3 separate regions of the Homo sapiens genome follow, and regions 2 and 3 are each linked to region 1. Evidence: chromatin contacts called from ENCODE Hi-C or POLR2A ChIA-PET data. All regions are on one chromosome and are shown on one strand. Each heading gives the region's core, a stretch centred on a gene start or an enhancer-like site at or near the end of the contact. The rest is flanking DNA. Distances are from core to core; before and after follow the strand shown.

The links. A loop is a pair of places that touch in the nucleus more often than their neighbours do. ChIA-PET counts read pairs that join two places held with the same protein, here RNA polymerase II (POLR2A). Pooled maps may share reads with other maps.
Region 2: a loop to region 1 is called in a pooled map, with 18 times the contacts of the local background. The contact joins the promoter of VPS13C here to the promoter of TLN2 in region 1. A Hi-C loop is called at or near these places in 1 of 37 single-sample maps with no recorded cell type and 10 of 50 pooled maps. POLR2A ChIA-PET finds 5 or more read pairs at or near these places in 3 of 52 experiments (H1, T-cell and activated naive CD8-positive, alpha-beta T cell).
Region 3: a loop to region 1 is called in a map of MCF 10A, with 22 times the contacts of the local background. The contact joins the enhancer-like site here to the promoter of TLN2 in region 1. A Hi-C loop is called at or near these places in 2 of 168 maps with a recorded cell type or tissue (MCF 10A and gastrocnemius medialis) and 3 of 50 pooled maps. POLR2A ChIA-PET finds 5 or more read pairs at or near these places in 1 of 52 experiments (WTC11).

What each region holds. Positions count from the first base shown.
Region 1 is chr15:62,388,796-62,392,380 of GRCh38, reverse strand. TLN2 (talin 2) reads right to left here and starts at 1,831. Exons shown (of 59, transcript NM_015059.3): 1 at 1,696-1,831. RefSeq lists enhancers at 809-1,423, 2,342-2,411 and silencers at 1,602-1,931, 1,979-2,175.
Region 2 is chr15:62,059,019-62,062,522 of GRCh38, reverse strand. It overlaps VPS13C (vacuolar protein sorting 13 homolog C), which reads left to right and starts at 2,076. Exons shown (of 85, transcript NM_020821.3): 1 at 2,076-2,248. The coding sequence starts at 2,149. VPS13C-DT (VPS13C divergent transcript) reads right to left here and starts at 2,020. Exons shown (of 2, transcript NR_135690.1): 1 at 1,680-2,020; 2 at 89-1,555. RefSeq lists an enhancer at 1,765-1,814 and a silencer at 1,865-2,214.
Region 3 is chr15:62,895,699-62,898,906 of GRCh38, reverse strand. No RefSeq gene overlaps it. Among named protein-coding and RNA genes, the nearest start is that of MIR190A, 73 kb to the right of the region's middle. RefSeq lists an enhancer at 547-1,312. Within about 2 kb of position 1,811, at least 22 of the 41 ENCODE cell types and tissues checked have a DNase peak (open chromatin) inside an H3K27ac peak, as active enhancers do; they include gastrocnemius medialis, where a contact is called at or near this core.

The sequences.
Region 1 (3,585 bases), core at 582-3,081:
ACCACTTCTCCAAGACATCATCCCTACCCAACCGTCTTTAATTATGTCTTTGACAACGCCAACACTTCAGTTCATTCCTCTCTCATCTTCTGGAAAGAACCAGAAGTTTTCACTATGAGACACAGGAATTCTGGCCTAAGTTGTCCCAGCTCTTCAAGGACAGCAAGAATCCAAGTTTCCCCACGCGTCACCTGAAGCCCCAACTTCTGGAAACGCCCTCCTTTCCTCGCCTCTACGAGCTGCGAGAGCAGAACACGCAGCCGCGGGCGCTACTGCTGTCGCCGCTAAAGCCAAAGAGGCGACTGGAAGCTCAGGCTGTTCGGCGGCCTCGGGGCGACCACAGGCCAGGCCCTGGTCCTGATCCACGAACCAAGGCGCCTCCTCTCCCCCAGGAAGTGAGCTACTGCGCCCCTCGGAGCACCCAGGCGAGCCCGGGCACCGGGAGAACGCTCTACACTCGGCGCCCAGCCCCGGGACGCCGCCCAGCGCACGGCTCCGGCTGAGCACCCGGGCAGCGGTAGCTGCGGGGAAGAGGGGCGTGTTCCCTGAGCCTCGGAGCCCCAAGGCCGGGTCCAGGCGGGACAGAGGAAGGCGGCAAGCCCAGCACGCTGTCCGTGACGGCGGCTCTCGTTCCCAAGCCCCGCCGGCTGGCGTGGCGACGCGCTGTAGTCCGCGCGCCCTTGCGGGGACAGCAGTCGTGCGCGCCTTGTGCGGCCGCCTCCGCGCCTGCCTCGGCGCGCAAACTTTCCCGGCGACAACCGATCAGGCCTCTCCGACTGGGGCGCGGGGCTCTCCCCGGGACCCAGAAACTGCTCGCCCCCTCCCCTCCGCAGTCAAGACCCACTGAAAATATGGCGCCCTCGAAAGTCGTTCCTCGGTCCCCTCAGGGATCCCGAAATACTCGTCTCCAGGTCCCTCCAGCTTCCAATGGGCGCAAAATTTCAGCTCGTGGGACCGAGGAAGGAGAGGGAGCCGCTGAGTCTGTGTGAGGCCAGCCGCACTGGATGCAAAGCCTGGCCCCGCTCTCGGCCCGGCACTGCCCCCGTCGCTCAGCGGCCAGCAGTTCGCCCGTGGCGAGATTGCCAAGTAAAGGGCAGTCGTGGGATCGGCAGGTCTGAGTGTCCGGCACCGGAGAAGGAACTCCGCACTGGCGGGCTGTCTTAGCCCAGAGCCTCGGCGGGAGACTTGTTTGCAAAGTGGCGCTGGAGTCCCGGCGGCCAGTGCTGGAATGAAGCTGCTCCTCCAGCGCCAACTCTTCTGGCGCGGGGGCCCGGCTGGGGTCGAGGGGACACTCTATGCAGGCGGGGCCGCTTTTCAAAGCCCAGTTACCGGAAACCCAGCGAGAGCCCCGGAGGGGACCGGCTGCCCACGGCCAGGAATCCGCTCTCTGGCGCCGACTGCGAGGCTGTTTGCAAACCGCTGCGCCCGGGTCCGGTGCAGTGAAACATACATGTGCAATAGACAGGTGCATTAATTTCATTTTATTTTTATTTTCCTGCAAGAAGCCCTCCTAGACCATCAAATCTGGGAGCTTTACGGGTTTTTCCTGCATTGGCATCACTCACGAGAAGCAAAAGGGAGGAAAAAAAACCCCACATTTTCCTTCTGGAGAGGGGAGGGAAAAGACACGAGAAATTCATGCAACGTGCATGCAGCTGGAGGAAGAGGAAAACCCGAGTGAGCCGTGCGCCTTACCGGGGGATGCATTTACTGTCTCATTGCAGAGCGCCTGCCCGGGAGTGCAGCCCGCGTCCCCCCGCGCGCTGGGCGACCACTCCGCTCCCGCAGCCGCCTCAGCCGCTGCCGCCGCCGCTGGCTCCGGGCGCGGAACAAGAGCCGAGGGCGAGCGCGAGCGCACTGCCCGAGAGCGCTGGGAGGGCAGGAAGCGCGTCATCATTCGGGGACGGCGCGGCGCCGGTCCGGCCGCGGCGCCGCGCGGCACCGGGGTGGGCCGCCACCGAGGCTCAGGCGCCCGTCCTGGGTTTCCTCCCACGCGTGGTGATGCTGAAAGGGTCCGCGAGGGAAGGTGATGCACCGGCCGAGCTGTCACGGGGAAGGGAGGCTCGGGGTGACCCCGGCTTCCCAGAATTGGGGCTCTGCTGTGTAAAGGGGATGACTGCAGGACACAGCGTCTTGTAGGCTGGGGCCCCTAGGTCCGCAGAGTGCCCTCTCGGGACCTCTGGCCCGGTCCTGGGGGAAGCGAGCTGTGGCTAACTGGAGGGCCGTGGTGGGCGGTGGGGTCTTGCTGCGAAGCGGAGGGCCGTGACCCCAGGCGAGCCTGCTCCTTTCAGCACAAGGACCCTGAAACCTTGCTGGTCAGGTGTCACTTAGGTATTTAGAGAACGACTATAGGGATGAGTGGCGGTAGGGGCGTGCTGTGTTGATAAGAAGAAAATAATTCACTCCTGCTTGCCATGCCCTGAATAAAGTCAGTTATATACCTCTTACATTTACAGTCATTATTAGTAAATACTGTAAATACCATGGAACAATGTGAAGGTTATTCAAGGGGGTGAGGAGACAAAACACTATGTACCGTATGGTCCCGTTTTTAAAAACTGTGATTTATGGAGAAAGGCAGAAAAGACTGGATAGATAAACACCAATAAGTCTCTCAGTGATTGGTGGAATTGTGAGTAATTTTACTTTTTTATTTATCTGTAAGGGACACATTAGTAATTTAAAAAAACAAGAATTAGCCATGACCCCTTTACTCCTAGTACTTTGGGAGGCCAAAGCAGGAAGATCTCAAGCCCAAGGAGTTTAAGATCGGCCTGGGCAATATAGCGAGACCTTATCTCTACAAAAAAAATTAAAAATCAGCCGGGTGTGGGGGCGCATGCCTGTAGTCCCAGTTACTGGGGAGAATGGTGGGAGGATCGCTTGAGCCCGGGAGCTCGGGGGCTGCATGAGCGGTGATCCTACCACTGCACTCCAGCCTGGATGACAGAGCGGGACTCTGTCTCAAAAAAGAAAAAAAAAAGGAAAGACGACATTATTTCCATCCCAATACAGAATGGACCAGGAAATAGGTAGCAAATCTATTCAGTTACTCAAATGGAACTGCTGGCAACTTTTTAGTGTTTCTCAGAGAAAGAAACTGCTGTCACCATAAACCGGAGACTGAATTGATTTTGTAAATTGAAATTATTTTGAATAAGTCCGTTGGAACATTGGATAAGGCTGGACATTCTGTGAGAACAATACCCTGTCCTTAACCAGGCTGATGAACCGGACTGTATGTATCATAGCAGCAAAGATAACCTTAGGGTACAACTTTGTAACTTATTGCAGAATATAAACTGTAAAGCTAACAAAGTATACATTATCAATGCACAGTGAGAGAACCAATTACTTGGCAACTTGAGAAAGTCCTAAAAATTGCAGGGCACAATTTCTCATTGTACAGGTAAAGTATTTTTGTTCACCACGCCTTTTTAAACATTCACCAGTCTCACAGAATAACTAGTGGTGGCAACAAGCCACCTCAGGGGTTGATTAAAAAGTACATGTTTATTGATTTCTGTATGAGCCTGGTAATAAGCTCACTAAATTAATGCCACCTAAATTGTTCCTTGGTTTACT
Region 2 (3,504 bases), core at 827-3,326, 330 kb after region 1:
CCTTACAAAGTATAACTGAAACATAATAAAATTGAATGATGCATATGAAAGCACATTTACACATTATTCTTTCAAAATTACCAAGTTATACCATAGAACTGTAAGGAATTACTTTATTAGACAAAGCATTAGTGTTACTCACTTCTCCCAAGAGATTGTGCCTATTGCTCCACCTGCTTGACCAAGCTATGTTGCCTGTGCCATCTTTCCTATCATCTTATACTGTTATTCATACATCCTTGGATTGGCTTCTTTCTTAACTTTTTATGGTACATGCCTTATCTCAACCAGAACATATATTGCTTCTTTACATTCCTCTTGGAGCATAGTCAGTGTGAATGTAAAAAGGAAGCGGGATTGTTAGAGTGTATGACTAGAAAGAACGTGGAGAAAGTTTGAAGAGAGTGTTCTAAACACTGGGAAGTTATTGGATGTTTTTGAGCAGGTGACTAACCTAAGCTCACCTGTGCTTTGGGAAAACACATCCGGTGTTCATGAGAATAGACTGGAGGAAGGAATAACTGGAGGCTAGGAAGTGAATTTCAAGGAGATGGATGGCATGGTCCAGAAGAAAAACATGGAGAATTTAGGAAAGATGGCAAAAGCAAAATAGACAGGTTAGGCTGTTATTTGGTTGTGGATGGTGAAGAAATCCAAAGTACTTACTAGTATTTTGTCTTTGTGACCAGCTAGGAAAAACAGACGGTTAAGGATTTATCTTCTTAAAGAGGAATGGAGTGTGCAAAAGTGGGAGAGGAATGTGATCTTGATAGTACTAGTTAGTACTGACTGGGTCTTTCTTTGTACTTTTAATTTTATTTAATACACAACACCAATTGTAGCCATTTTGATTTTCTTTCTTCTCCAGCGGACTTTGAATTTAAGATTTTTCTTTGTGATCCTGTGCAAGCCTAGGTTGTTTAAGAAAAATACACGAATAGTTTCTCAGACACTTCCTCGTAGCAAAGCACTTATTAATGCTTGTGACTACAAATAATCAGCATTTCTTAGGTTTCTTCCTGTGTACTGTATCTCAACAACTTTTTGAAATATATTTTAGGAAAAAATTTCTAGTTCTCTAAAGAGGTGAATCTCAATGGGTGGTTAAATTTCACAAGGGTTGAAAGATCTTGTGGTATAAAAGCTCTGCTTTTAAGGTCGTGCTACATCAAAGACAGTTCAACGATAGCATGGAAGAAAGTGATATATAAATAACAAGTAACTCATACTTAAAAAGGCACTACTACGTTTTGTTTTTTATATCTGTAATGAGATAGGTAACTGGTTAGTGGCTAGTGAATTAAAAGCGAATCTTAGAGAAAGGGGAAAAGAACGCGTTTCCCACAAAACGCGTATATTCAGTTCTCATTCTATGATATCTGCCATTTGATGTGGTTCTGTTCCCCTCCTCCCACTTTCAAATTATTTGTCGCGCGCCAGTGGTCCCAGCTACTCGGGAGGCTGACACAGGAGGATCTCTTGAGTCCAGGATGTCAAGTCTGTAGTGAGCTATGATCCCGACACTGCATTCTACCCTTGGCAACAGAGCGAGACCCTGTCTCAAAACAAAACAAAACAGAAACAAAATAAAAAAACAATGTTTTCAAGAAGCAGAGACCAAGCCCCAGGCGGAGTCGAACTCTAGCAGGACAAGAACGCGGTCGGTCCCTTTCCCCCACCTGATCCACAGGTGCAGGGGTGGTTGCCTAGGTGACGCTCAGCGCATACTCCAGGCCAGGCGGCTCCGGACACCGCGATGCGGCCGGAGTTCAACAGCAGGTGACGGCGGGAAAGCAGAGCGGCCACATAGATGTCCCTGTACTCGGTAACTCTTGCCCTCCCTTGTTCTTCTCGAAGGTCCTTTTTTTTCTCGTGCACGGCTGACGAGACAGGCGCAAGCTAACTTCCCCCGCACTCCTCCGTCGGCCTCTAGAGGGCCAGGGCTGCGGCGCCTACAAAGCCTCGGGATCACAGCTGGGCCTCCTTAGCTACCGGCCGGGCGACAGCGCGCCTGCGCACCGGCGGGGTCACGCGCGCGGCGCGGGGGTGGGCCTGCGCCGGAGGGGCTGTCATTTGCAGCGCTGGTCGCAGCCCTCAGCTGCGCCGGGCGGTTCCGGCTCCTCCCTCTCCTTGTGCCTCAGCGCCACCATGGTGCTGGAGTCGGTGGTCGCGGACTTGCTGAACCGCTTCCTGGGGGACTATGTGGAGAACCTGAACAAGTCCCAGCTGAAGCTGGGCATCTGGGGCGGTAAGCGAGAGGGCGCGGCCAGTGGGCTGCGGGCGCTGAGGGCCCAGCCGAGGGCTGCTCCGTCCGGGATTCTGCCCGGGCCCTGCTCCCTGCGCCGCCTGAGACTCCCCATCCCGGTGCGGCAGGTGCTAGATGCGGGAGCCTCTGCCGCCCGCGGATTCTCGGGGTCCCAGTCCCGACTCCGGCTGGGGAGATGCGGCGGGATCCCGCCCGCGCTGCCAAAGTTCCCACCTTTCTCGTCCCCCGAGGCCAAGCCCTGGCCCTGCTGTCCCCGCCCTGCCCGTTTCTGTGGTCCTCTCGCTGCACTCAGGGTGGCCCCTTTGGCCCTACAGCATAAAAACAGAGCCCTTTCTGTTTCGGTATCGCGTGGAGTGAGCATGGTTGTCTGGTCATATACGCTCGAAGTGGCACTAAGAAAAAAGGAGGAAGTTGCATCTCGCAGTTATCTTCACTATCATTTTACAGGGAGCAAGAACTGGGTTCCTTCTCTTTAGGATTACCGGGTTTGGAGAGGAACGGGCAGGAGATCTTTAAGATAGGCGTGTGCTTAGGGATTCTTACTCTTAATGCTTTCAGCTCCTGTGAAAATGATTTCTTCCTTTAATATTTACTTTTCCGTCAATACGAAGAGGATTTTGAATTTTGTTTTGGAGCAATAGAGAGAAATTCAAGCCTCGACCAGCATCGTCATTAATTAGGTGTCTGCTTGGTTGCATGCTCAGGAATTTATGCCAACGTTTTTATCCTGGAGATTAAGTGTATAAAAGTATTCAGGAAATAGTGTACTTAAACATACACTCTTCAACGAGCTTAATCGTTTGCATGAATTACGTGTTAAGCTTTGAGGACTTTGGGACTTTCTCACTCCACAAAAGGTTTGGGAACTTTGTCAGCTTTGGAGGAAAATTCAAAAAACGACTCAAATGTATGGATCTGCTTTTAATTCAAGCAACAACAAATAGCTATAGACTTCCCCTGTCCACTAGGGTAACCACTAGCCACTGTAGCTGTGGAGCACTTGATATGAGGTTAGTGCTAATTGAGACTTGCTGTATGAATTAAAACATCGTTTTGAATAAGCATTACTCCTAATGAAGTAGGAGAAAAAAATAATACCTCAATAATTTTTATGTTGCTTATGTGTTGAAATAATATTTGAATATATTGGGTTAAATTAAATATAATATTAAAGTGTATTTCCCGTGTTTTTTAGTTTTACTTTTTTTCTTTTTAAACTTGGCTTCTAAAATTTATAA
Region 3 (3,208 bases), core at 562-3,061, 510 kb before region 1:
TGAATAATTATAGCTGCCGATTATTGAGGGGTTATTGGGTACCAAATGCCATACATCCATAGTCATGGTCTCATTTAATCCATACAACAGCCAATGAGGTAAGTGCTATTATTCCATTTCACAGACGAGGAAACTGAAGCTTGCAAAAGTTGAGTATTACAGCCACAGAGCTAATAAAAGAAAATTGTAATTCCAGGCTTGCTTATTCCAAAGCTCATGCTCTTCACATTATGCTTATTTGCGATTCTTTTTCCATCTGTGGAAAGAGGAGGAGGGTGTAAAAGAATGGCTTTCACTAGACCTACAGTTCTGTTGTGGTTTTGTATGTACATGGTAAATGGAGACTACCATGACGTGGACACCCTTGCTGTCTAGGCTCTAGTGTCTTATAAAAGGGCTCTAAGGTGTGTGTGTGTGTGTGTGTGTGTGTGTGTGTGTCGCGCACACACACACACTTCTAAATGTAAAGAGAGGGCCATCCAGAGGTAGAGGGCTGTCAGGTAAGAAAATGACTCCGGAATTCAGCACACCTGGGTTCTGCCTCAGCTCTGACACTCATCAGCTTGTTATCTTAAGCAACCCGCTTCCCCTCCCTGTACCTCAGTTTCCTTATTTGTAAAAGAGGAATAACAAAGCCTAGGTCACTGTTAAGTGCATTAAGTGAGATCAATGGAAAGCGTCCAGAGGAGTGCCCAACCAAAGTTGGCATTCGAAAGTAAGGGTGTCCCTGTCCCACATTCTCTGGTGCAGGAGGGTTTCCCAAAGCAGCGTTGGGAAGAGAGAGAAGTGTGAGCCTTTGCCTGGGTGCATGCTCAAAGATGCAGTTTTGGGGAGGAGGGTACTTTGCAAACCCCAGCAAGTTTTCCACTGGGAACTGCTGGATTGTATGTTGGGAGCTTTGGAGTGAGGTTTGGGCCTTACCCCCCCCTTGGCCTCCCCAGCTGTTCGGGAGGGTGCAGGTCTGCTCCCCACACACACCCTCCCTTCTGCTTTCTTCCCCATGCATCTCAACCTAACCAAAGTTCACGCCCAGCCCTCGCTTTCTTTCCTGACTGCCACTCAGACCACAGACACGCGGGGCAGGGGCCACACTGGGTGGGGCTGCAGGTGGTCTGCAGGTCTCAGAGGGGGGTCTGGACTGAAGAGTTAGCCCCCTCCTGCTGTGAACCTCCTATTCTTAGAAAACCAGGGACTCCAAAAGCACTCCTGACCCCGCTCCCAGCCACAGACAGACACAGCGACCCACACAGACTTAGAGACACACACGTAGGCACACAGACACATAGAGATACAGACCCCCACCCCAAAACATGTACAGATATGCAAAGATATGCAGAGACACAGCCACATAGAGACAGACACACACAGAAATATGAACAGATGTATACACACATAGACACAGACCCACGCACACAGAAACATGTACAGATATGCAAAGACATGCAGAGATGCACACACAGACACACAGAAATACCCAGACACATAGAGACACATACATAGACGCAGACACACACGGAGACACTATGACGTGAACAGTGTGTGCGCGCACACACAGGTTCCCTCCCACCCGGCAGGCGCTGCCCTCTGCCCCGCGGCCCCCACCCCTGCGGCTCTGCCTCTTTGGTCTAATAAGGGTAGGTGAGAAAGCATTGTGAGATTCCGGAGATATTTCCTGGCTCCCCGCATGCTCCTTCTGTGGCGCGTCCAGCTGAATGTTCAGCTCTGGGCAAGTGTCCAGGGCCCGGGGCCCCAAGGCTGAGTCATGTAGACAAAGATTCCGAGGCCCTGAGTAGCCTTTCTAGATCCCCGGCCTTTAAAAAAACACCGCAGGATGCCCTAGGAGGCAGCGAAGTTTCCCACAGAAACTCCACTTTGTGCAGATTTAATCACAGGGCATTTAAATAGCATCATCTGGAGGTAATTTGGAATTTAAATTACCAGGCTAGAGGAAATTTTTTCTACCAAAAGAAGGGCTTGGAATATTATATTGTGTTGGTTATCGATCAGCCATTTGCAAGGGATTACAAAAGTGGTAAGGCCTGTTTTATACAATATGTTAGAACAATTTACAGCAGGATTTGGTCATCACTAGTGTAACTGGTATTACTTGTTCCACAAAGCTTGGGGCAAGAAATGACACATTTCATGAATTTCTAAATCAAATCGTCCTTAGACCCCACACCTACTAGGACCTCAGAAAAATTCAATCCCAGCCTCTTTTCAAGGCCCCTCCTCTCCTCCTATGCAGAACTCTGAGGCCTCAGGATCCTTGAAACTTGGGGGAAGGGCATCAGGTCTGTGACGATCACTGCCCAGTGGCTCATTGTCCATGCCCAGGTAAACCAGTAAAAGGCTGCTGCTCACGGCATCCTCCAAATTCAAGGCCACAGTGCAAGTGTCCAGTCCCCAGAAGCACACTGCCCACCCAGCCACTCCCCAGAGGCCTTGGCACCTCAGGGTCCTGGGTAAGAGGCTGGGCACCCAAGGGTCCTGCCAGTCCTTGAATGACCTCTAGCCCTTGGCCCCCTCCCCAGCCCTCGCAATCTCTAACAGTAAGTGTTAGGTCTACAGACCCTTAGAAAATCAAAGAAAGGCCTTTAACTTTCCCCCAGAGCAAGAGAAGCCTAGCCTTCAAGACAGGAAGGCCTCTGGAGAAGAAGAAGAGGAAATCCCCCACATTCTTTTCCAGTGAGCTACATAAGAAAAACAGACATGGTTAATTTATCAATTGCAGTGGCCAGTCACTTCTTAGTCAATAATTACCTGATTTACTTAATAATCCTTACTCTTCAGGGAGTAGATAGAGCTGTGGTCCAAAAAAAAAATCCAAAAAATCAACAAACAAACCCCTTTCTTTGAATAAAGATGATGAAATCTCTTGACTTCTGTAATATTCAGAGTCCCTCTGGATCACTTCCGTTTGGACAGGAATGGGTTCAGTCCTAAACAGCTTGGTGTCTAGTAGCTCAGTCTCTTTGTTCCCTTTCATGGAACAGTTGCACCCCTATTTGAGGACTGACAAGGGTGCGATGAGGGGTGACCCTGCAACTCAGGTAAACCCAGGCTAGCTCCGACTCACACCCAGCACCACACAGGCGGTAGAGCTTAAGGTTGGAAGGAATGGCTGTGGAATCAGATAAAACAGAGTTTGAGTTCTGGCTCTGTCACTTTTTATCTGTGTGACTTCAGGCAATTTACTTTACCTCTC